3 separate regions of the Mus musculus genome follow, and regions 1 and 2 are each linked to region 3. Evidence: chromatin loops called from intact Hi-C (ENCODE). Cell type or tissue: heart. All regions are shown on one strand. Region 1 overlaps Cux1 (cut-like homeobox 1). Region 2 holds the start of Mir721 (microRNA 721). Region 3 has its middle 9.8 kb from the start of Gm38722.

The links. Hi-C counts contacts between places; a loop is a spot of excess contacts. Peaks named below come from ENCODE experiments on the same cell type or tissue, not always from the same donor. Only the 100,000 strongest peaks of a DNase experiment are listed, where the experiment ranks them.
Region 1: it touches region 3 in a loop (8-fold over the local background); 12 of 42 quality-filtered maps call a loop at or near these places.
Region 2: a loop joins it to region 3, with 2.3 times the contacts of the local background. A loop is called at or near these places in 4 of 42 quality-filtered maps.

What each region holds. Positions count from the first base shown.
Region 1 is chr5:136,277,552-136,285,551 of GRCm38, forward strand. It overlaps Cux1 (cut-like homeobox 1), which reads right to left. Exons shown (of 23, transcript NM_001291234.1): 21 at 5,317-5,505; 22 at 1,879-2,143. Among named protein-coding and RNA genes, the nearest start is that of Gm30408, 36 kb to the left of the region's middle. In heart, a CTCF peak has its summit at 3,954 (motif pointing right); no DNase peak of the experiment used is centred here; H3K27ac peaks cover 208 bases.
Region 2 is chr5:136,374,651-136,382,650 of GRCm38, forward strand. The region is part of intron 4 of Cux1 (cut-like homeobox 1); the gene reads right to left. It overlaps Mir721 (microRNA 721), which reads right to left and starts at 1,153; the gene lies at 1,066-1,153. In heart, a CTCF peak has its summit at 4,924 (motif pointing right); no DNase peak of the experiment used is centred here; H3K27ac peaks cover 2,121 bases.
Region 3 is chr5:136,618,522-136,626,521 of GRCm38, forward strand. No RefSeq gene overlaps it. Among named protein-coding and RNA genes, the nearest start is that of Gm38722, 9.8 kb to the right of the region's middle. In heart, CTCF peaks have their summits at 1,648 (motif pointing left) and 4,942; DNase peaks (open chromatin) are centred at 4,500 and 4,660; H3K4me3 peaks cover 2,150 bases; H3K27ac peaks cover 1,844 bases; H3K27me3 peaks cover 3,870 bases.

The DNA of each region.
Region 1 (8,000 bases), 340 kb before region 3:
AAGGAGGCTGGCCTTCCCAAGTGCTGGGATTTAAGATATGAGCCACTATGTCCAGCTTTAAAAAAATTTTTTTTTCCTTATTTTTGTATGAGTGCTTTGTCTGCATGTATGTATGTGTACCCACTATATGCCTGGTGTCTAGGGATGCCAGAAGAGAGTGTTATGTCCCTGGAAGTGGACATATGGCTGAGAACCACCATGTAGGTGCTGGGAAACAAACCTGGGTTCTCTGGAAGAGCAGCCAGTGCTCTTAACTGCTGAACCATCTCTCCTGAAGGTTTTAAAGCTGTGATTCAGAAAAGTGAGGTTCTGATAGGTCCCAGAAATACCCAGGTTGCATCAGCTTTCCTTGGGTAGCTTCAGGAACTTGAGAATTAGAGGACCAGCCCCTGGTGCTGGCTCTGCTCACAATCTGTTTTCGAGCCTCATGGCAGCAAGGTAGGCACCGAGCTCTGCTCTACCCAGTCAGCAGGTGGCAGGTTAGGTGGGTAGCTAAGCTAAGTCTTACAAATAGGATGCAAGTATGATGGGTTTGAGATTTGGCGTTGCCATTTACTAGCTGCAGCTTAGATAAACAAATGTGGACTTCTGAGTTCATCTGCTCTCAAGCTCTCTCTCTCTGAGCCCAGGTTGGCCTAGAACTACCTACCTCAGTCTCCTAGGTGCTAGGTTTACAGGTGTGTACTGCCATGCCAGTTCTTACAGGGCCTTTGCAGTGAAGGAAGCTTGCTCTAGTCAGTAAAGCAGAGGTAAACGGCTGGAAGTGGCAAAAGGGTAGCATAGGATCTGGCCTAATACGCCAGCCGCCTTTGTGGGTTTGTGGGACTTGTCTTGGTAAAATAGTGATTCTGGGCTTGAGTCTGGGTGGAGGACATACATTTATTTATTTACTTTCAGAGATAAGAGCTTACTCTGTAGTCCAGGTTAGACTGAAACTTTTTATTCTCCTGATGTCTTTTAGGTACTGGGATTATATTTTTAATTTTAACTAATCAATGTACTTGACAGCTAGTGATGGAACACTTATGCTTAGCTCTCCCACTGAGCTACACTGCTGCAGCCCTGCATTTGATATCTAGAAAAGCTATACAGGAAAGTAGGCTTTGGAGGGTGTAGGGGATTTAAGCAGGGCCTTGTCCATGCAGGGCTGTACCACTGTGCCACACCCCCAGCTCCTCAGGGTGATTGTGGACAAGAGCTCTACTACTACCAAGCCACACCCCAGACCTAGGTTAATTCTGAAGGGTCCTGTTGCTGCTTTTGTTTTAATTTACTTCTTGCAGGCATGTGTGAGGTAGGTGTGGTTGAGGACATGTATATACCATGGCACGTGTGTAAAGTCAGGAATTGTTCTTTGTGTGGGGCTGGGAATCAAGGTAGTCAGGTTCTGTGGAAGGTACCTTTACCTGCTAAGACATCCCACTAGTCCTTAGCTTTCTTTTTTAAAAAAGACCCTAGGGCTGGATGTGGTGTTTTAGGCTTTTAACCCCAGTACTTGGGAGGTAGATGTAGGCAGATCTCTGGGTTCAAGGCCAGTTTGGTCTCCATAGCAAATTCTAGGCCAAAGCTACATAGTAAGTGAGATCCTGTCTAAAATGAAGATGGCACCACCAGGTGAACCAGCAGGCAGAGGCACTGTGCACACAGACCTGACATCTGTGTCCATCCCAAGGTCCTATAAGGTGGTTGGAGAGAATTGAGTCCTGAGAGTCCCTCTGACTTCGAGCATGCACATGCACACTGGGACACCAGCCCTTCCCCAGCTGTTCACACTGCATGCTTTGGCCTGGGGTCTCCCTTCAGGAGCCAAGGCTACACTGTGTTTGGTCATGTGGGTTCTCATAGGTCCTGCTGTTGGGAGTCTTGCTAGGGCTTTACCTGTAATTATGGAACCAGTTGATGACGGTGCTGGTCTTCAGGTTGAGTTGTGTGGCAAGTTCCTCGATGGTTTTTGGTGATGGGTATGGCTTCTGCTGATATGCTCGCTTCAGCGCTTCCTTCTCCTCTGGAGCCAGCACCACTCGAGGTTTCTTCAGCTGGTGTTGTGGCTGGGGGCTGGCGCCTTGGCTATAGTCAATACCCACAGAGGGGGGCTCACAAGGCTGACTGTCACTGACAGAGCTGTGTCGCCTCTTCATGTAGGCTGCAGGGCGAGAGAGAGAAAAAAAAAAAACCAACAAAAAAAAAACAACAGGTGAATTCAGGAACAGCTGGCAAACCAGCTCAAAGTCTCAGCCCTGGGAACAAAACAGGATGCTGAAAACATATAGTCTGAGTGTGGTAGGGCATATGTAATCCCAACACTGAGGAAACTGAGGTAGGAGGATCATGAGTTTGAGGCCAGTCTGGGCTACATACTAAGACCTAGAGTGGGGGGAAAAACACCCCAAAACCAAATAGCTGGGCTGTAGCTCAATGGCAGAGTGCTTGTCTAGCATATGATACCTTGAGTTTGAGTCCTAGCATTCAAAAACCAAACCAAACGAAACCAGGATAACCTAAACAAAAAAGCCCCCAAATAAAACCCTGCAGTGGAACCACACTGTCCTCAGCATAGACTGAGGACAACTCTGATGTCATGTGGGTTCCTAGCTGTCCCTGTCCAACCTGACAGTTTCTTGAGGGCTGCAGAAAGATCCAGCTTGGTGAATACCCTGCTGGCAGAGGCACTGGGCACCTGAGAGGAGTTCTAATAGAGATCACTAGACAAAGCTTGGAGAGGGCTGAGAGACTTCCCAGAAAAGAGGATATTTCAAGATCATCTCAAAGAATGATGTTGCATAGCCATTAGAAAAAATGGGCTATGGCAGGAGGCTGTTTAGAAAATGGAAACCCAAGCCAAGGTGGTGGGTGCTTGTAATCCTAGCACTTGAGAGGGAGAGGCAGGATGATCAGGTGATGAAGGTTATCACTGGACTGCGTGAGACCCTGTCAAGAGAAAGAGTGGGTAGAATTGTTTAGAAAGGAAAGAAGACAATGATAATAGAAGTCAGTGACTGAGGCAAGAGTTCATCAACATGGAACATCACAGAACATTCCCACAGAGAAGCTAAGAAGGGCCTAGGGACATGAGGACAGCCAGGAGCCAATGGTGTTACAGAAAGGGCTGAAGAATCTCAAGGGCATGGACAGCCAAAGGCATCTAGCACCATAGGGAGGAATGTTTAGAAGGCCAGGCTGGACTTTGGACTTGATAATGTGGGGAAACTGAGGCCCTGGAGAATGGGAGTGAACCTATGGTGCTGGGCAGCAAAGGCTGAGAGCCTGACTGGAGGGAGGGAGCAAGGGTGGCCAGAGGAGGTGCTGTGTAGGGACGCTGAACAGGGAAAAGGCAAGCTCTAGGGGATTATGGCAAAAGGATTGTCAGGCCAGGATCATGCTGGGCTACAGTCTTAATAAGAAAGGAGGAGATAAGGAAGGAAGGGGGGGAAGGAAGGAGGGAAGGAGGAAGGGAGAGGGGAAGAAAGGAGAGTAGAGAAAGGAGGAAAGGCAGGGAAGGGAGGGGAAAGGAAGAAATGGGAAGAGCAGTAAGACAAGTGACTTCCTGATGGGAAGTGACATGAGTGTGGCTCCATGGTAGAGAATGAAGTCACTGCACACTGGTCCTGGGTTCAATCCCAACCATTCTTCACAAGATAAAGAACAAACTCTAAGCTGAGGAGAGAGATGTTGGAGAAAGCATTGGGGAGGAACCCAGGTGGCTAGACTGACAGGAGGAAGGGACAGATGGAAACAGAGATGGGGTTGTGGGGTAAAGGCAGTACTACTTTTGACCACCTTAGGAAGCAGATTGGGGTAAGGCAGGTGATGGGAAGGAAGTATTAAGAAGGAGATGGAGGGGGCCATCAGGACTGGGGAGTGACACTGGAGACCCCACAGAAGTTAAAGGCACCAACCAGTCTGTTAGAGATGGTCGGGGTTCAATCGAGACAGTAACACTTTTGTGACACAAGATGGCACCAGAGCCCATATGGAAGGAAGCTAGAGGCCCGGAAAGTCTGGACCGCCTAATTTGGGGTGGCGAAGGGAAAAAGAGGGGATGAACAAGCCTTTCTGTGGACATCTGAAGGGACAGGGAAATGCTTTGGAGGTGGCCTTGCGTCATACCTTAGGTGGGTGATCTTGGCTTTGACAGGGAGTGGGGTACCTTAATGCTATCTTGGTAAGTACTAGAAACTGGTGGAACTCAGCAGCAGTGGTTACTAGCTTCTTTTGTTTGTCTTCTTACCTTTGAGCTAGGGTCTCACAAACATTGCTTGGTCTGGTCTACTCACTCTGTAGCTCAGGCAGGCCTAGTATCTTCTTTTCATTCTCTCTAAGAGTTCCTCAGACTTACTAGGTGGCCAAAGATGACCTTGAACTCCTGATCCTCCTGCTTCCACTCCCAATGCTGCCATTAAAAGACATTAAAACTGCTTCCTAGGTGTAAGTGCTGCTGGGGATGAAACCCAGGGTTGTGTGCATGCTAAGAACAACTGAGTTAGAACCTATCCTTATGCCTCAGCCTCCCCAGTGATGGCTTTTAAAGGCCCTATACCTGACTTGTCGAGTAGGTCCTCCATACCACTCTTTGTATTTTTGATTGAAATTTAACATAATTTAAATTAAAAAAACTGGGAAGTCACTAGGCTTTTCAAGTATGTGGTGTTGCCTGGAGCTGCCCTGGAGGGTATGCGACTGGGTCATGTCTTAGGATGAGCTATAGTTGAGGTGGCTCTCGATGGGTGGAGAGCTACTGTTTCGGCTCATAGCTGATGGGCAGGGGCACCCTGAGGTCCCAGTGTGGCAGACCTTTGGCAAAATGGATCAACAATGACAGCTCTCCTCCCTGCTCCTCAGGATCTGGGATGGAGCCCAGGGCTTTATACCCAGGGCTAGAAGAGCACTCTGAGGCTCTCCTTTATTTCCCATAGTACTGAGGGTTTAACTCAGGTCTTATGCTTGTCGAGCAAGCTACAATCCTTGTCCATCAGTATACATTTCTTACTGAGCTCTTAACATCTTCATGGGCCTTTAGCATGAGGTGCACACACAGTAGATGATTGATAGACAAGCTAAAAGACAGCCAGAAGATAAGCCATTATCACAGACTGTGCTGCACCCAAGGGTCATGAGATCTTTATTTATAGACTTTTGGCCCCAAAGAGGGTAAGTCTTCCTTGTCCTCTTAGCTACTCACTGGCTGAAACTTGTTTAAACTATGGTGCCCTGCCTTACAGAGTCTGGATGAAGGATCAGTGACCCACATCCCCCATCTCTGTGGGAAGATTTGCAGAAAGGGCGTCTATGAGAGTGAGGTGGTGCCTGGGTGGGTACCTTTCTTCTCCATCCGCTTCATATCCATCAGCTTCTCCACATTGTTGGGGTCGTTCAGCCATAGCTGCATGCGGACAAAGGGTTCCCGTCCTTTCAGACTAAGCTTATGCCAAGGCTTTGGGCGGGCAAGGAGGTCGGAGACAGAACCCTGGGTGAGCCCCAAAATGGTCTCCCCAAATAAGCGCTGACCTGGAAAGCAGATGTGAGAGATGGTCACTGACAGACAGAGGGCAAGCAGGCAACAAGAACCTGAACTTAGACATAGGGTTCAATAATCCCGATTGTGGAGGCCTGGCCTACAGCAACATGTATAAGTATTTTTCTTTAGTTTTTACATGGCTGGAGATAGACCCTAGGGCTTTGTGCATGTGAGATGAGAAGTCTTATCACTGAGCTATACCCCGGCCACTTGCTGGTGGATCCTAGGCAGGTGCTCTACCCTAGGGTGGCAGCTTCAGTACTGAAACATTTCTTTCACTTGTCTTCTAACAACTTCATTGGCAAGGAAATTAGAATACACTTACATTCTATATGTATGTGACAAATGACTACGCTTTCAGAAAAGCATCCACGTAGCAGGTATGGCAATACATACTTGTAATTCTAGCACTGGGACATTGAGGCAGGTGGATGAGCAGTTTTAGGTTAGCCTGGGCTACATAGGGAGTTCCAGGTTAGCCTAAACTATCAATAGCCTCAGGAAAAAAAATTAAAAGAAAAGTTTCCAGGAGCCAGGTGAGCTGAGGGTAGACACTTGCAGCATCTGTCAGACTCAGTGAAATCCCCCACACAGGCCCAGAGAGTAGAATGGCAGCTGCTAAACTCTCAGGCATCTTCTACCAGAGGCCAAGCAGGCATGTGATTAGCAAGGTCAAGGGGCTTCTGAGCAAATAGGCACTTGACTCCTGGCTTACAGCAGGGAGGAGGAGTCTGGAAGCTTCCATTTGAAAGGCTCACTGATAGTACTGGCTTCTGCAGTTTAAGCTGCCACTGCTGAGTGTACCTCAGAGAAGATCAAACCTTCCCTGGATTCTTCTCCCATGCAGAGTAAACACCTTGCCTTGGGCTGATCACAAGGCAGGTGGCTGTGGAAGGCACAAAGGCATCCAAGCCTGTACTGTGTCATAGGCTTAAAAGAAGGGCTTGAAGGCTGGGAGAGACAGCTCATCGTTAAAGCCCTTAGCATGCAAGCATGAAGAGCTGAGCTAGAACCCCAGCACTCATATAAAAAGCTGGGCACATAGTCTGTGGCTGTAATTCCTGGGCTGGGGAGGGGGAGGCAGGATGATCCCTGCAACTTGACAGCCAGCCAGTCCAGCCCTCACAGTGCTCCAGGCTCACTGAAAGGCTCAGGTTTTTGGGAAGACAGTCCATAGTGACCTCTGATGTGTATATATGTGAACACATATACACACATGCTACAGAGGGGTTTGCTTCCTTTGTGAAAGCCATTCCTCTGTGAGGGCAGAGGCCTGCAATTCTTAAAGTTACACATCAGAGTCGATTATGACCCATATGAACTGATGGGAAAAGCTTGAGTAAACAGAAGCTATCGAGTGGAAGTGGAGACTGGGATCAGAAAGGCCACCGTTGGTCTAATACAGCATCTGGGTCATAGGATGCTGGAAAGAATGTGTCAAGTCCACACTGCAGCTGGAAACTGTGGAGGCTGGCTTATGCTCCCTGTGGCAATGCCCTCAGCTATGAACTGAAAAGACTACAGGAACACCCAGAGAAAATGATGCGGCACTATGCACTATAAACACTGTTGACTGTGAAGCCAAATTTAGTTAAGGTTTAAAATTTTTTTTTTTTAAAACAACAACAACAACAACAACAACAAGCCCAACTTGAATTTACAAGATTGAAGGTGTAGCTCAGTGGTAGAGCACTTGCCTAGAATCCCCCAGTGACGGGCTGGAAGTGTGGCTTAGTGGTAGTGTTTGAACATGCCAGGATCCAAGCTTAAGTAGGGATTTGAAACTTGCCTAGGGGTCTCTGCAGCTTGATGCAGCCTGAAGCTGGCCAACCTGTGCCCAACTATATCAAGAATCCGGTGGGAAGGCAGATAACTTTCCTTATAAACATTAAGACCAGTTAGAGCTACCAAGGGGCTTCTGATTGCTAAACCCAGGTGATGAGCTATAGGCTTTCCTGGAAGTTTCTCAGATTAATAACTGGTCCTTTGCAGTGGTGGAAAGTTCTGCAGGCCAGCAGGGTACTGCTCTTGATGGATGTAACCCGTGCCAACTAACTCCCCAGTGAGGATGGAAACTGGCTAGTGATGCCAAGGAGGAGGCTCCAGTGTTTGTCATTTCTAAACTGCGATCTTAAAACTTGGCGGTTTGAAAGGAGGTTTTCTTCTGTTATTCTCAACATTTACACGGAAGGATGCTTTCTATCTGGGAGTGGGTAGCAGGAGTGATCGGCCTGCTTCCTTGGATTCGTGACAAGTCTGTGAAGAAGTGGATGACTCAAGTGTAGGAATCCTTCCATATTTCAATAACCGATGAACATATGGGCTTTGGGCTGTTCTCAAATCAGCAGCTACATTTTCATCTTTTTATGAATGAATGATTACAATTGTTCTCAGTGGATGGTCCTTTTTCCTGTGTTCTGTTTTGGACAGTACATTGCATAAATGGGATGTGGGGGTTCATGATGACATCTGGGCTTGACTCCAG
Region 2 (8,000 bases), 240 kb before region 3:
GGAGGCCTTGTGGACAAAGAAAATGATTTTGGGGCTGGGAGATGGTTCTGAGTCCCCAGCACCCACATAAGCAGCCAAGTGTGGGCATTGGTAATCCCAGTAGTGCAGTGGAGACAGGTGGAATTCTCTAGCTCAGTGCCAGCTAGCCTTGCAGTTTGTGAGTTCTAGGCCAGTGAGAGATGCTCTCTCAAAAGACAGAGTTGATGGCTCCCGAGGAACAATACATGAAGCTGACTCTGGCTTCCACATCTATGTTCCTTTATACTTACACAGACTGGCCCTCCTCCCCCAAAGAAATGATGTCTGCCATCAGATTTACTCAGGGTTAGATTTTAGTCTACAGTTGGAAAAAACACACAGGCAATTTATAGGACTGGGTTTTGGCCTCTGGCTTTCCCAAGAATTCTCAGTAGAAGGTAGACAGACAGACAGACAGACAGGCAGGCAGGCAGGCAGGCCGGCAGTAAATGCTCTCAGTCAATATGATCTTCCTTTTTCCTTCTCTTTAGGAGGTAATTATAACCCACCTGCTGGGCCCCAGGGGAACACACCCTTTGGAATTCTGAGAATAGAAGAATATCCAAGTCACAGGGCTTAGAAAGATTACTGAATCTATTTGTGGCAGGGGCGCCAGCCTCGCCTAGGGATGGCTGTGGAGATTTAGTCTCCTCTCAAGGAATGCTAAACATCACACATGGCAGATCAGTGAGGGTATATATTCAAGAACTCACTTAACTTTCCATGCCAGAGTCATTAATTTTTCAGACCACCTCTGGTTCCTGGAAGCAAGGGCTGGCCTGGAATTCTCTGGGATGTCAGTGTGTTCACAGCATTCACTCCATGCGTCACCAGGACGTGTGGAGCTAGAGTCTGCAGCCCTGAGGGAGCCCAGCACTGGGGCTTAACACCAACACTGTCCATCATGTGACTCTCAGGCTTGGTGGGCACTTATGCGGCCTCTATACACAGTCCCTTTCTCATTCATGACTTTTCATTATTATTTTAATCAGCATTAAAATATTTATGTTATGCTAGATTGCTAGAGCTATTTTGGGAACATAGTTCTTCCAAGCAGGAGTGGCAATAACAAGAAAAATGAAATTCTCAGAACATCCCAGGTACTTTTTTCCCCCTTTTAATTGCACTGTCTTCCCAGGAAACCTGAATCTCTCTCTGCCCTCCATGTCTTCAGGCTAGGGAAATGGATTGAGAGAAATGAGCACTATGCCCACAACATCCTTTATACAGAAGGACAATCTGAGCTTGATCCAGGTCAGGGATAAGGAGGAGAAGGAGCTATGCTCGCAGAACAGTCTAGGAGCTGCCAGCGCCAATTTGACTTTTCAGGAGCTAAGGTTGCATTCTGTACACATGCATGTGTGTGTGTGTGTGGAAAGGTGTTGATGATGGGTGTCTTCCACAATCTTTCTCCACCTTGCTGAGACAGTGTCTTTCATTTGGCCTGGAACTCACTCAGTAGGCTAGGCTGCCTGGCTAGGCCAGGAATCCACCAGTTTTACCTCCCCAGCTCCAGGGGTTAGGAACTCACAGGAGCTTTTTACATGGGTACTGGAGATGGAATGTGGATTCTCATGCTTGCCAAACACGTAACTGGCTGGGCCATCTCCCCAGGCCCCTCCAGGCCATCCCTATTTAAAGGCCAGGACCCAGTGTGTCTGCTTCTGATGAAAAAATAGCTTCCATCTTGCCATTCAGCAGGAATCCAGTAACATATGAAGAGAACACACATGCTATGAGCAAATAGTAACCAACTACGCCTTAAGACAAATTCTCAGCACGCCCCACTGTAAATGGAAGTTCTGGAACTCTTGTAATTATTCATTATAGCATCTATATTTAATTTAACAGTACTAAAGTTAATGTCAAAGTAGCAAAACTGGCCACAGAATAGAAAAGGAACTGAATGTTCAAATAGTTTGGTGCATTAGACTCAACTTTACGATGGTACATTGTATGACTAAAGGCCTACAGCATTGGAATATTGTTTTGGGATATGTAAAAGCCATTGGTAAAGTAGCTCTTAGGCTTAATTTTTATTATGTGTATTAAAGGAACGGCTAATTACCACATGATGGTATAATAGTCCTAGCATGTTTGAGCTGGAGACCAAAACAATGAACTTCAGCACGCCAAACCCGGACCTGCATGTTAAGCTGGGGAAATCATAGCTTTCTGTCTCGTTAACGATTTCCAATGCCATTTAAACTCCATACAAGCATTGTTAGGTATCAGGCTGTACGTCAGAAGCCTCTCAACTCAGCAGTTCAATTACAGAATTGTCTGAGGGAGGAGACAGAAAACACCCATAGACAGAATAGCATGCGGAGTTCTGTAAGCCACCTGCCCAGCCTCCAACCCAACATGCTTTGCCACTATCCACATCCACCCACCATGACAAACTCAAAAAACATTTTACGATCATCTGATAAGTTAATTCCTGAAGCAGGCTTGGAGGTAGTGTGCAGTTCGTTATGCAACTCAGGACCTTAAACAGCATAATTATATAACAAACAACCCTATCACCTGGATTTATTCAGCACATTTTGCTAAGCGAGGTAACATTAGCTCATTAATTCTAGTCATCCCTGCAGAAGCTGGGGGAAGGCATGCTGAGATGTGTCAGGCGCTGGCATCTCCCCCAGGGACAGGGATGGGAAGGAAAGCTGGCCAGGCCAACAGGTATGCAAAATGCTAATTATGAATGCTACTTCCTGAGACAGCAGCTACCTCAATTATACTGTCTCTTCATGCACTAATTTAACAAGGGTTTCCTAAGTGGCTACATGATCTGGGAAAGGCCAGGGTTGGGCACTGCAAGGGACACTGAGCCAAGTCAACAGGAGCCAGCTTCCCTAGAGAGGTAACCCAGGTAACATCAAATATCAATGGGAAAGCAAAAAACAGCCACATTAAAGATCACATGAGTGGAGAATAGATCCCATATAAATGGGCAAAGAGGAAAAAAAATTTTTTTTCAGTAAGAGGAGACAGAGATACTTGAGTAGTTGCCTTAATAGTGACACAGGGACAATCAGGAGTACAGTGCCAGGCAGGATCAGAACCATCTATCACCACTAAGAATAACTGATAATGTTAATTTTATGATGCTAAAGGAATACTTGATAAGCAAGACTAACACCTTGCTCTGAAAGGCTTGCCAAGGTAAATACCCCAATATACTAACCAAAAACTGAAAGGACAGGAGAAAAGACCCGTCCATCATAATAGGTACAAATTTCAAAACTCCATTCACATCTGTTAATCACAGAGATGTAAAATCATTTCTTCCTATGGTGCTGGGGAAGAAACTCAGTCATGAGAATGCAAGGCCACTGAGCCACGCCCCCAGCCCCTCACTGGGGGATTCTAGGCAGGGGCTCTACTACTGAGCCACACCCCCAGCCCTCACTGGGGGATTCTAGGCAGGGGCTCTACCACAGAGCCACGCCTCCAGCCCCTCACTGGGGGATTCTAGGCAGGGGCTCTACCACAGAGCCATGGCCCCAGCCCCTCACTGCAGAGATTTGAGGCAGATGCTCTTCTACCAAAAAACCTAGCAAAATGTCAGTATGGATGCAAAAGCCTGAAGAACACTACCAACCAATCACCTCGGTGGCCCCACACAGCTGCACAAGTGTTCCTTTAGTATGCATGGGGAATATCTAACAGCAAGCAGAGGTGCAAACAAGTCTTGATAAATTCAAAAGAACAAATATCATCCGAAGCACATTCTCTGGCCACAATGGAGTAAAACATGCACTGGACCTCTTAAGAACATAAAAAAGGAGCAAATCAAACGCAAAGTAAGCAGAAGTGAGCAAAGGAGATTGGGGAGCAATAAAACTGAAAAGGCAAAGAGAAAAAAAAAAATCAATGCAAACAAAAGCAGGTTCTTAAGGAAAAAAAAAAATCATTGAAATTGATTAGCTCCTAGCCAGTCTGATCTAGAAAAAAACATAGAATTTACAAATCCCAAGATCAGGAAATGCCAGAATGGATATGACTACACATCCTTTAATTCTGTTTCTTTTCTTTTCTTTTCTTTTCTTTTTCTTTTTCTTTTTTGAGACAGGGTCTCATTACATAGTGCTAGATGGCATGGAAATCTGTATGCAATCCAGGCTGACCTCAAAATCATAGAGATCTGCCTGCTTGCGCCTCTTGGACTGCTGGGATTAGAGGGATGCACTACCACAATTGGCACAACATGGCAAAGGTGGAAACAGGTGGATCTCTGTAAATGAGTTTGAGGCTAACCTAGTTCATATATTGAGTTCTAGGTCACTCAAGGCTATATAGTGAGATTCTATCTTAAAAAAAAAAAAAAGGATGATATATACTATGATTAACATCATGCCCAAAGCCAGGTATGGTGGTGCATGCCTGTAATTCCAGGAGTCTGGAAGACACAGAAGAGAGGCAGATCTATTTAAGTTCCAGGTCAGACTAGTTGATACGGTGACAAAATGTCTAAAAAATATTTCAGCCCAAAAAGATAACTCAGTGGGTAAAGCACCTAGCATGCCAGCAGGAGTAGCTGAGTTCTGATTCCCAGAATCCACCTAAAATGCCAGGACAGGTACCCAGTGGAGACACAAGCAGACCTGGGGCTTGCTGGCTAGTCACCTTAGCCTACTTGGAGAGTCCCAAGTCCCAGTGAAAGACTCTGCCTTAAAAAAAAAAAAAAAAAAAAAAAAAGATAGCTCCGGGTGAATAATACACTAGATTGACCTCTGACCTACATACACTCCCCTGTGCATATACATATATAAACAAAAGCAAAAATACAATTGGAGATGATTCAATCTGACTCAGAAAGGAATTAAAAACTGTTTATAGTACTATATCTTTTTTTTAAAGATTTGTTTATTGTATTTATGTGTGCTCTGTAACTGTGCTCCACCAGAAGAGGGCACCAAATCCCATTACAGATGGCTGTGAGCCACCATGTGGCTGCTGGGAATTGAACTCAGGACCTCTGGAAGAGCAATAGGTGCTCTCAACCGCTGAGCCATCTCTCCAGCCCAGTACTATATCTGTTAATGAAGTTCAATTTGAAATGAGAACCAGCAATACCAGGCCCATTATCATCACTCCACCACAGGAGCTATTTATTAGTATTAATGGTTGCCAAGGGATTGGAGGAGCAGTTTTCTTCAGTGGTGTAACTGCTTGTCATTTGCCCAAAGTTCCAGTATGTCTCCACTCATAGGCATGTAAGCAACCTTAATTAAACTCAGTGGGTTACAGAACCAGAAAAAAAAAAAGTTGAAAATGAGGGGAACTTGGTGGGAGGAAGGGAGGAAAATTGAGAGGAGCTAAGAGAGGGTAAGGGTATGTGTAAAAAGGACCAAGTTTATAAAAGGTAAAAGAAAGAAAGTCCCAGGCCTAAATGTCTTCAGAGTTTAACTACAGGAATGTAAAAAAAGATATAATAGTGGCTTTGAAGGGGGAACACTTCCCAGCTCATGACGTGAGCTTAGAGCCTTGTCTTCTGGTTAATAAACACAAAAGTCTGTATTCTATACTCCTTACAAATTTAAAGACAAAAATCTTTAGTAAACTGTTAATGAATTGATCCAGCCAATTTTGTTTGCTCTTTTTTTTTTTCTTTCAATTGTATTTGCTCATTCAGTAGTGCTGGGATTGAACCCTATGTCAGGTAGTGGTGGGGAGTAAGCCCTGGGCTTTGCACATGTTAGCTAAGTACTCTACTACCGAACTTGCCTTGTATGCATAAGGACCTGCATTTAATCACCAAAACACATGTAAAAAAGCTGGTGTGTGTGTGTGTTGGGGGGGGGGGGGCAGGTGGTGGGCACTTCTAAGCCTAGAGACAGGAGGCTTTTAAGTCTCTGGGGCTTGCTGGCCAGCTACTCTAGCCTAATTGGCAAGCCTTAGCTGTCAGTGAGAGACTGCCTTAAACAGCAAGCAAGCAAGCAAGCAAGCAAGCAAGCAAGCAAGCAAGCAAGCAAGCAAGACCACCACCACTAACAAAATCCCAAGGTGGGCATCACCTGAGGAATAACAGCCAGGGTTGATCTCTGATCTCTGTATGCACACACATATGTACCTATGTACACACACTCAAATGGAACTTCAGTGCAATGGGATAGAGCTCAGGGCTAGCACCTTGTGTGTGCAAGGCCCCGAGGTCAATGCCTAACACCAGTAGTAAACTATATATATGTCTATACACTTAAGTAATTTTCAAGAACAACTTTTGAATGTTTTAATAAAGTATTTTAATTCCCTTTGCTCTGCACCACTGCCTTGTGTGTTGTGGCACTGGGGATTAAATCATGCTAGGCAAGCACACCGCCGCGGAGCTACGGCCTCAGATTCTCTTTACTTTCCATTTTGACACAGGGTCTCATCAGGTTGCCCAGGCTGTACTTGAACTCACTTTGCCTCCAAAGAACTGGAATTGTAGTTATGAACTACTATGCCTTGCTGTAGCTTCTTATTTTTAGAATGTGATATATAGAGGTTTTTCAAAATACACTACTATAATTGTCTATGCATATAATATACTTAAAATAAGAATATCTTGGGGCTGTGAATCCCAAATTTTTTCTTGAGATAAATGGCAATATCTCAGTTGGCAGAGTACTTGCATGGCACACATGAGGTTCTGAGTTTGAGCCCTAGTTCCACATAAAACAGGCTTGGCGCCACACACCTGTACTCAGGAGGTAGCAGGAAGATCGGAAAGTTAAGGTCATCCTCAGCTATAAAGCGGGTCTGAGGCTAGCCTGAATATACATAAAGATGTCTGGCGAGTGCTCTGGATTGATGGATTTGGCTACTGGGCCAAGAGTGACTAGTAGTATGCAGTAGGAAGGGTGAGCCCAGGGAGCAAGGAATTATGGGAATGTGGATGAGTGAGGTAGTGGCAGGTGTGGTAAGAGGGGCTTAAATGTAGGCCAGCTTCTGGAGGTGCAATTATTAAGAATGAGAACAGAACAGAAATCTCTGATGACACCTGCATGGAGACCAATGCGTATTCATTATGGTGACACCACTTACTGTCTTGGAGGGTAGTTGGGGCGTGTGTGTGTGTGTGTGTGTGTGTGTGTGGTCTTATGCTCCTGAGAAGTTTCAGAAGTCACCTAGGACAACGTGTCTACACTGACAAGGAAGCTGAGGAGAAAGTCCTGGCAGAGGAAGAAGCCAGGAGGAGAGTGTGACCAGATAGAGTGGTGACTCAACATGTGTAGTCCCCTCTCAGGAAAGTCTGCTTCTGTGGGGATAGAGCACAAAAGAAGAAAATATTTGGGCCAGTCTGGGGCCACTTACAGACTCTCACTTGGCCCTCTAGCAGCACTTTAATATAAACATTTATTTGGATGTCTCTGTCCACTATCCAGGCAGCTGGCATGCCCAATAAAGGGAAGCAGTGTCAAATAGAGGTCGCAGAGTTACTGAAGGCACACTGCTGGGCTGCACCGAAGCTATAGGATGGCAAGCCAGCTTCAGACCTGGCTAGGACCATTTATGTCAGGGATGACTTGGGGATGGCAGTAGGGCTTGTGGCAAATGGACCCACTCCATATTGTGAGGGCTTAGAAACCCCATCTTAGTAAACCCTGGGCCCATGTTTGCACAGAGCTTTGCAGGCAACACAGGGCTGTCCCCTGCCACTAGCTCCAGGATGAATGTGTTCCTTGTGAGCACCATCCCAGGGATGACATCACATGCAAGCCAACACTACTCTTTGCCGGGACACTCTGGGCTAATGTAATCATACGATTACATAATTAACCCAGCTGTCTCATTAAGAAAATCAACTGGAATTCAGGGCATAATTAGTTATATGACAATTAGCATGCTGATGAGCAACCGATGAAAAGCTGTCTAGATACCCAGCGTGCCAGGACCACCCCAATCATGTCCGGGCTTGGGGTGGGGGGTAGGAGGTGGGGAGGAATGGGTAGGATGAGGCCACACACCTTTGTGTGTACACATCAAGAAGGATT
Region 3 (8,000 bases):
CCATAGAGAGACACGCCATGCTTGCAGATATTCATGTGGGAGTCTTTAGTGGAGGCTGTAGGACTGCTGTCTGCAATTTATGTTAAAATGCATTAGAAAAAATAAAATAAAATGGATTTTGGCTGGCCGGATGGGCAGATAAAGCATCATACAAGGTTAACGGTGGAATTTCAGAAAGGTGTATACTTAGCCCCATTGGCTCAAGTCAGCTGTATGTTTCTAAATTTTCACAAAGTATCGGAATAAGTTTATATATGCCAGTTAATATACATCCAGTAACAGAAAATTTGGGCAGTATGGGATGGTGTAGCTGGAAATCTCCTATATCCTGCAAGCCAGCCATATTTCTTCCTTGTTTCTTTCTTTCCTTCCTTCTCTGTCTCCCTTTCTCCTCCCTCCTTGCTTCTCATCTTCCTTTTTGCTTTTGGGGAAGGATCTAGTACGTAACCCAGGTTGGCAATCCTCCTGGTTCTGTCTCCTGAGTTCTAGAATTATAGGCCCAGACCACCCACCCACCCTTCCTTCCTTCTTTTCCAATGCTTCTTTCTTCCCTTTCCCTTTCTGTTCTCTCTCCCTCCTCCTCCTGTTTCTCTTTCTCCTGTTCCTCCTCTTTTTGTTTTTCAGGCAGGAGCCCAGGCTAGCCACACTTGTGGCAATCTTCTGCTTCAGCAAGTGCAGGGATTGCAGACATACACTACCATATCCACGGAGAAAGCTTCCTCCTTCCCTCCCTCCTTCCATCCCTCCCTCCCTCCACAGCCTCACACAGCTAGGTCCGTGCTGTAGGACTGAGCCAAGAGCTTCACCCCCTAGAGTTGTTCTTATAGCTGAACATACCACTGAAATTCCATTTCTGCTCAACGGGATCACCATCTCACAATTCTCAGGAAAAACTTGTGCTTTGTTCCTCTGTCCCTAACCTGAAATCCTCCATCCAGGCAGTGGACCGGGAGTAGGGGGCATAGAACAATACAGAGAAGCTGAACCTTACCAGCCCATTTGCCCTGCATTCCCAGAGTGGTGGCAGCTAGGTTGGATCCCCAATTCTGCAGGTACTCTGGGGGACCTTGGGTAGATCCACACAGCACTGGTGAGCCTCAGTTTCCCCTTCTGTAAAGCAAACACAGTGCTTTCTATTTCCCAGGAGTGGCTGTGGGTGGTGAGACAGGACCCACCAGGGTGTGTGCCCCGGAGCCAGGCCCTTCAAGTGGTGAGCGGCACTGGCCTGCCCTCGCCCCACTCTCCTCCAGGAGGTCGCCTGGACTCGCAGACTTGGCACAGCTCCATCGCTGTACAACTCTCTTCCCTGGAGCCTGAACGGAATGTTTTCTCTACCCTCCTCCTCCTTTTCCTGTGACCGTGTCTGCAGGACTCCTCTGCTGTCCTGGGCTCCCCAGAGATCAGCCCTAACCCTCTCTCCCTGTTTGTCTCCCACCCTGCAGCCCACCGGGCTGTTTCCAATTTGGAATCTTGTCTCTCAGATCATAGCCGCCTCTTAGATGGAGCTAATGAGGATTTAAGGGCCCGGAGCCCTGGACCTCCCCAAACTGAGATAAATCCTGCCTCTGTTCAGACAGGGGGCCTCCAGCCAGGCACTCAATCCCCTCCTCCAGGCTAGCCGGGAGGCGCCTGGGGAGCCCCCTTCTGGCAGGCAGGGAGGGCCTCCCAGCTTCTCGTCGGGAGACAGGAAGAGACAGTTTCTCAAAGGCCCAGAAGAAGGTCCCACAACACGATGGCCCAGAGCGGTAGACTTGTGAAAAAGAGCTGTTTATTGCATTTTAAAATTGAAGCTCGTTATATCTAAGTGTTTGTTCACGTGTGTGGGGTGTGCTTTGTTCACTCGCGGACAGAGTTCAGCACGCAGGGTCTTCTTCAGTTATCTCCACAGCTTTTGAGGAAGGATCTCTGACTAAACCTGGAGTTGGCCGTCTCCTCTGGCCTGCATACCACAGCGCTCCTTAGCATCCTCTGGCTCCACCTCCGCTCTTGCTTCAGAGCTGCTGTTAAGGACGTGCCAGGCTTTTTATGTAGGTGCTAGAGATCTGAACTCAGGTCCTCTGCTGGTTGTAGCAAGCGTTTTATCCACTGAGCCATCCCCCTTCACTTTTATTCACTGATCGATTATTCGTTTTGTTTTGTTTTGTTTTGAGACAGGGTTTCTCTGTGTAGCCTTAGCTGTCCAGGGACTCACAGCGATCCTCCTGACTCTGCCTCCAGGATACTGTGCAGACTCCATGACTCTGCAGCCCTGGGAACAAGCTGCCGGAGAGGAGAGCTTACGCAAGCTAGCTCCATGTTAGGAATAAGAGGAGGGAGCACACCTAGCTCTCCCTGAAACTCCAGGTAAAAGACAGGGACCACCCCAATGCTATATATAATTGAGTGTGAGTCTAGAGAAGACCTGAACTAGCTGTGCTGATGGGAAGGCTTCCTGGAGGAGGCGTTTGTTCAGGGCTCCTGAGTATGTGACAAGGCCCAGGAACATTTAAAAGCCACGCATTACCGGGCAGTGGTGGTGCACATCTGTAATCCCAGCACTTGGGAGGCAGAGGCAGGTGGATTCCTAAGTTCGAGGCCAGCCTGGTCTACAGAGTAAGTTCTAGGACAGCTAGGTTATACAGAGAAACCCTATCTCTGTATAGAAACCCTGTCTCGAACACACCCCCCCCCCCAAGCCTGGCATTATAGTGGGCATCTGAAATGATTCCAGGAAGGCTCAGGAGGATTGCCATAAGTTCTGGGCTAAGCTACATAGCAAGTCCCTGTCTCAAAATATTTTGGAAAAAGAAACCAAAAGAAAAGCAAAAAAATGACAAAATCCTAAACCATAGAACTTTTTTTTTTTTTAAACTCAGGGTCTCATGTAGCCCAGGGTACCTTCAACCCCACTATGAGTGTCCACTGAGGGTGACACTGGAGTCCAGAGCCTCCTGCCTCCACCTTCCCCAGCGCTGACACAGAACCCCAGGGCCTTGTGCTTATCAGACAAGCACTCACTCAGCCACATCCTCACCCCCTGCCAGGTGTTTCTTTGGTGACTTTATTCCCCCTACCCAAGGTGGGAGCAATGGCTCAAGAGATTAGGGGGGTCTCTGAGAAGACCTGGAGAGAGCAAACTTCAGCCAGTGCCCTGCTTCCTCTGAGTACCCCACACTACCCTGTAGAACTGTTTAATCTTTCAGTTTTCCCCCCATTAAGTCCCTGCTGCTGGCTATGGACTTAATAAATTCCACCCCATTTACTTACAAACTTACAATTCATTTAGGCTTAGCAGAACTTTCTGGACTGTCTAGGCAATGCAACCAAGCTGAGGTTGAGACATTTTTTCCTTTCAGCACAGGGCTCTCTTCCCCTTCAAACATACATGCAAAGGGCTGGTGGGATGGTTCAGTGGGTAAAGGAGCTTGCCACCAAACCTGCCGACTCAAGTTTAATCCCAGGAACCCACGTGGTTGAAGGAAAGAACTGACTCCTAGAGTTTGTCCTCTGACCTCCACAGGCCGGCTTTGGCATAAGCTTTCCCTACCCCTACTCCCTTAAAGTGATCTTTTCTTTTCTCTTCTTTTCTTTTCTTTCTCTTTTGTTTTTGTTTGTTTTGCTTGTTTGTTTGTTTGTTTTTAAACCCTCAAAATGAACAAATAAATTTTAAGAACCCTCTAACCAGAAAAGAAACAACAACAGCAAAACAGTAATAAACCCAGGAGCATGATCTTCTGGTACACACATGTAACTGACAGGCTGACAGGGGTCAGCCTGGGCTTCAGAGTGAACCTTGCCTTAAACAGACCAGATACACAGTCTTGAGGGGAGATAGGAGTTCTACTGGATGGTCCCACTCTCATCTCGGGAGCTTGGACCTATCCAGCCCCACCTTGGTGGTCTTGTTTTCTGCCACGTGTTTAGAGGAGCCTTTTTTTTTTTTTTTTTTTTTTTTTTTTTTTTTTTTTTTGAGACAGGGTTTCTCTGTATTGCCCTGGCTGTCCTGGGACTCACTTTGTAGACCAGACTGGCCTCAAACTCAGAAATCCACCTGCCTCTGCCTCCTGAGTGCTAGGATTAAAGGCGTGTGCCACCATGCCGGGCCGAGGAGCCTTTTTTATTAAGGAAGCTTTCATCCAGGCCGACCTTGATCCTTTGCAGAGGCCATGGGAGCTAAGGAAAGTTAGGGAGCAAGAGAAGCTTTTTCTCTTGTGGGAAAGCCTTGTCATCTTTCCAGGTGAGGATGGTAGCCCCGATTTTCTCATGAACCGGCATCCCCAAAGGCAGGGATCATTCTGGATTGCTTTTGGGAGTCAACTCATTGCTCAGGACTTGGGAATGCCGTAGGTCCTCAATCAATACTCCAAGGGTTGGATTCCGCAGAACCATGTGCCTGCGGCACCCATCCAGCTAAGATAGTCACAACCTCGGAGTAGGCTTAGGGAGAGGTGGCCTGGCTTCAGGAGGGTATTGGGTGCAAAGAAAAGCATCGTGGGGGGCCGTTTGGGGTCCTCCCGGGGCGCTTAACCTTGGCTTTCTCTGCTGGCTGGGTTGTGGCTCCTTACTCCAGGGCCTCGGGCTGCGCGCCAGAGAAGAGGAGGAGGCGTCTACCGTCTGCACCCATCACCTGAGCTGTACCGGGCGGGGAGGATAACAATTATTGGGAGAGGTTGAAAAAAAAATCATTATCAAATAACTACAGCTTGCAAAAGTTGGAGGGTGGAAAGGAAAATGCGGTCCGGATCGCTGCAGGATCGCGCGGCTGCTGGAGCTGCGCCGCGCAGCGCCGCGGTAGCCGATCTGGAAGGAGAAACATCTGCAAGGCATTTGTGCGAGGCTCACCTTTGAGACCTCGCGGTTGGAAGGAGGCGCTGAGTTCGCGCAAAAGGAAAATCGCTCCAAGGTTTTCTTAGGGGGACCCTGACTGGCGCGGGCTGAGGAGGCTAGGGAGTTGGGGAAGAGCGCCCCCTGTCAGGCGCACGAAGAGCCTTGATGACCCGAAAGGAAAGCTACCACCTTAGCCTCAGTTTCCCAATCTTTCTCTCTTTACCCCTCCTCCTTCCCCTCACCCTCATGTAGCCCAGGCTTTTTATGTAGCTGAGGCTGGCCTTGAACACTTCACCTTCCTTCTTCAGTCTCCCAAGTGCTGGGATTGCAAGTCTGCCTTCTAAGATACATTTTCAGCAGTATATGAATGGGAGTTAACGTTAAATTCACCAATCCGTTCATGTGACGAATTACGATGTCACTTTAAAAAAATCTTTAAAAGATAGCATGTCCAAGGAAAAAGGGGGAAACTTTTTTCCTGATAAAACAGAAGTGGCTTTTCGGAAATGTTTTTCCTTTTGGCAGCTTCATAAGACACTGTGATCAGCCAACGCCTTACTACCCTTTCCTCTGCAACAGCCTGCTTTCCCGTTCCCCCTCTCTCCTACCTTCATGCCCCTCTCTTATACCCCCACCCCGTAAGCAGTCACAGCCAGGTGTTCATGACACCAAGAGTCATTGACAGCCCACCACATGCTTCACCCCCATTCTGCTCCTCCCTTCCCTCTTTCCAGATGTTCCCTGGGCCTTGGAATGGTGACACAACGTGCTGGGTGGGACCGGGCATTCAGCAGCCACCTGTTCTCACCCCTTGGACCAGCTGAGTTCCCCCCCCCCCCAAGCACTGCCCATTCAAGAAGCCCTTCTCTGGTCAAAGCTGAGGGCTTCCTTAGTCTGTGTGTGTCCCCCCAAAACAAGGTTTCTCTGTGTAGCCCTGGCTGTTCTGGAACTCACTCTGTAGACTAGGCTGTCCTTGAACTCAGAGCTCTGCCTGACTCTGCCTCCCGAGTGCTAGGACTAAAGGTGTCTGCCACCACCGCTCAGCTTAGTCTATGGGTACAAGCACTGTTTCGAAAGCAGTTTAGGATTATGGAGATGGCTCAGTTACTAAAGGCACTTTCTGCTACACGTGAAGACCTGGGTTGGCTCTCCAGGACCCACAGGAGAGAGGAGAGAACCAACTTCTTCAGGTTGTCCTCTGGCTGTCAAAACTTGTGCCATGGGTGTCCTCACATACAAAATAAGTAAATAAATGCAATAAAAAAAATTAAGAATAGAAGGCAGCTTATGAGGTCACTTGACAGGTCACCAGGAGTTCCCTGTAGGGCCTGACCTTTCCAGGCTCAGACATTTCCCCAGTTCTGCTTGACAAGCCTTCCTTCCATCCCTTGGGGCAGATCTCCTCACATCCAATCCTAAAGACAGAATCTTATTTGTAGCTGAGGCTGGCCTTGAACCATCCATATCCTTTTGTCTCTCTGCCTCTTGAGTGCTAGGATCACAGGGAGGTACCGCTGTGTCCAATATATTCTTCTTCCCTCCCTCCCTCCTTCTTCCCTCCCTCCCTCCCTCCTTCTTCCCTCCCTTCCTCTGTCTTAGAAGGTCTCCTGTAGCCCAAGCTGGCCTCAAACTCACTACAAGGCCAAGGATGCCCTTGAACTCCTGATCCTCATGCCTCCACCTAAAACCAGGATCATAGGCATGCAGCCTTGCACTCTGTTTTGAGTAGCCAAAAAGTTCCTTGGAGGCTCAGCTGGTGGAGTGCGTGCCTACCACTCAGAAGCCCTTGGCTCCATCCAGCTCTGCCTAAACCAGGAATGGTGGTGTATGACCGTATTCAGGAGGTAGAGACAAGAGCTGAATCAGAAGTTCAAGGCCGTTCTTCAACACATAGAAAGTTTGAGACAAGCCTGGACTACACAAGACCCCGTGCCCTCCTGTCTCCCCTACCTCCCCTTTAAAGAGCCTAAGTTTCTAATTCAGGGACCAGGGCAAGCCTTTCAGCCTGCTGATCCAGCTGAACCAGGGTGGCCGACAAGGAGCCTCACAGCAGCTCACTGCCGGTTCTTGCAGTCAGAGGAGAGTCTAGCAGAGCCAATTTCCAATGACTGAAATAATCCTCGTTTGGACGAGCAAGGTTGTTGTTGGCTCTGTATGTGCCTTTGGTCACTTCCTGTCCAGTCTGAGGAGATAAGAGGGCCACTGTGTGGGAACCATACGGCACCTTAAGGACCTCCATCGGGGTTGTAGGTGGGGGAAGAGACCCTGAGGTGACACAGACTTGTATTATTGCCACCTACCCTGGTTTTGTCTTTTTTCTGTTTTTCGGGGGGGGGGGGCTGCCTTGGTACCAACTGTCACCAAATTGTAATTAGCCCAGCCCCCAAAGCCCCCCGAGAACAGAAAGATAAGAGACATCTTCAGAAAGGGAAGGGAGACGCAAACCTCACAGGAAGCCAAGCGGGCAAACCGTCACTTGAGCTGAAGTGAGAACTGCCTTTCTTTTCCAGCCAAGGGTGACTTTGGTGCCTCTAGGGTCAGGTGGGGTCACAGAGGGCAGAACTCTGTGTGCCTTCAGGGTGTGGAAATGGTGACCAAGTCTTTACTCTTTTAGAGAGATTTTGGGGGCTGGAGCTGTTGTTTAGTGGTAGAGTGTGTGTCTGGTATGTGCAAAGCCCAACACTTCAAATAAAAAACAAAACTGTTACTGGCGGTTCAAGTCTATTATCCCAATTACTTGAGTGGAGCCAAGAGGTAGGGGTGCGTAGCTTTAATCCCAGCACTCAAGAGGCAGAGACAGATTGATCTCGGTAAGTTCAAAGCCAGCCTGTCTACAGAGCCAGTTCTAGGATAGCCAGGGTTATACAGAGAAACCTTGTCTTAAAAAACAAACAAACAAAAAACCCAACTACTTAAGCAGATGAAACAGGAAGATATGTGAGTTCAAAGTCAGGCTGGGCTATATAGAAACACAAGGGGCAGCTTGGGTAACCTGTGAGACCTTATCTCAAAATAAAAACTAAAGGGAGGGCTGAGAATGGCTTTTTTTTTTTTTTTTTTTTTTTTTTTTTGAGACAGGGTTTCTCTGTGTAGACCTGGCTCTCTTGGAAATCACTTTGTAGACCAGGCTGGCCTCGAACTCATAAATCTACCTGCCTCTGCCCCTCCCAAGTGCTGGGCCTGCCTCTGCCTCC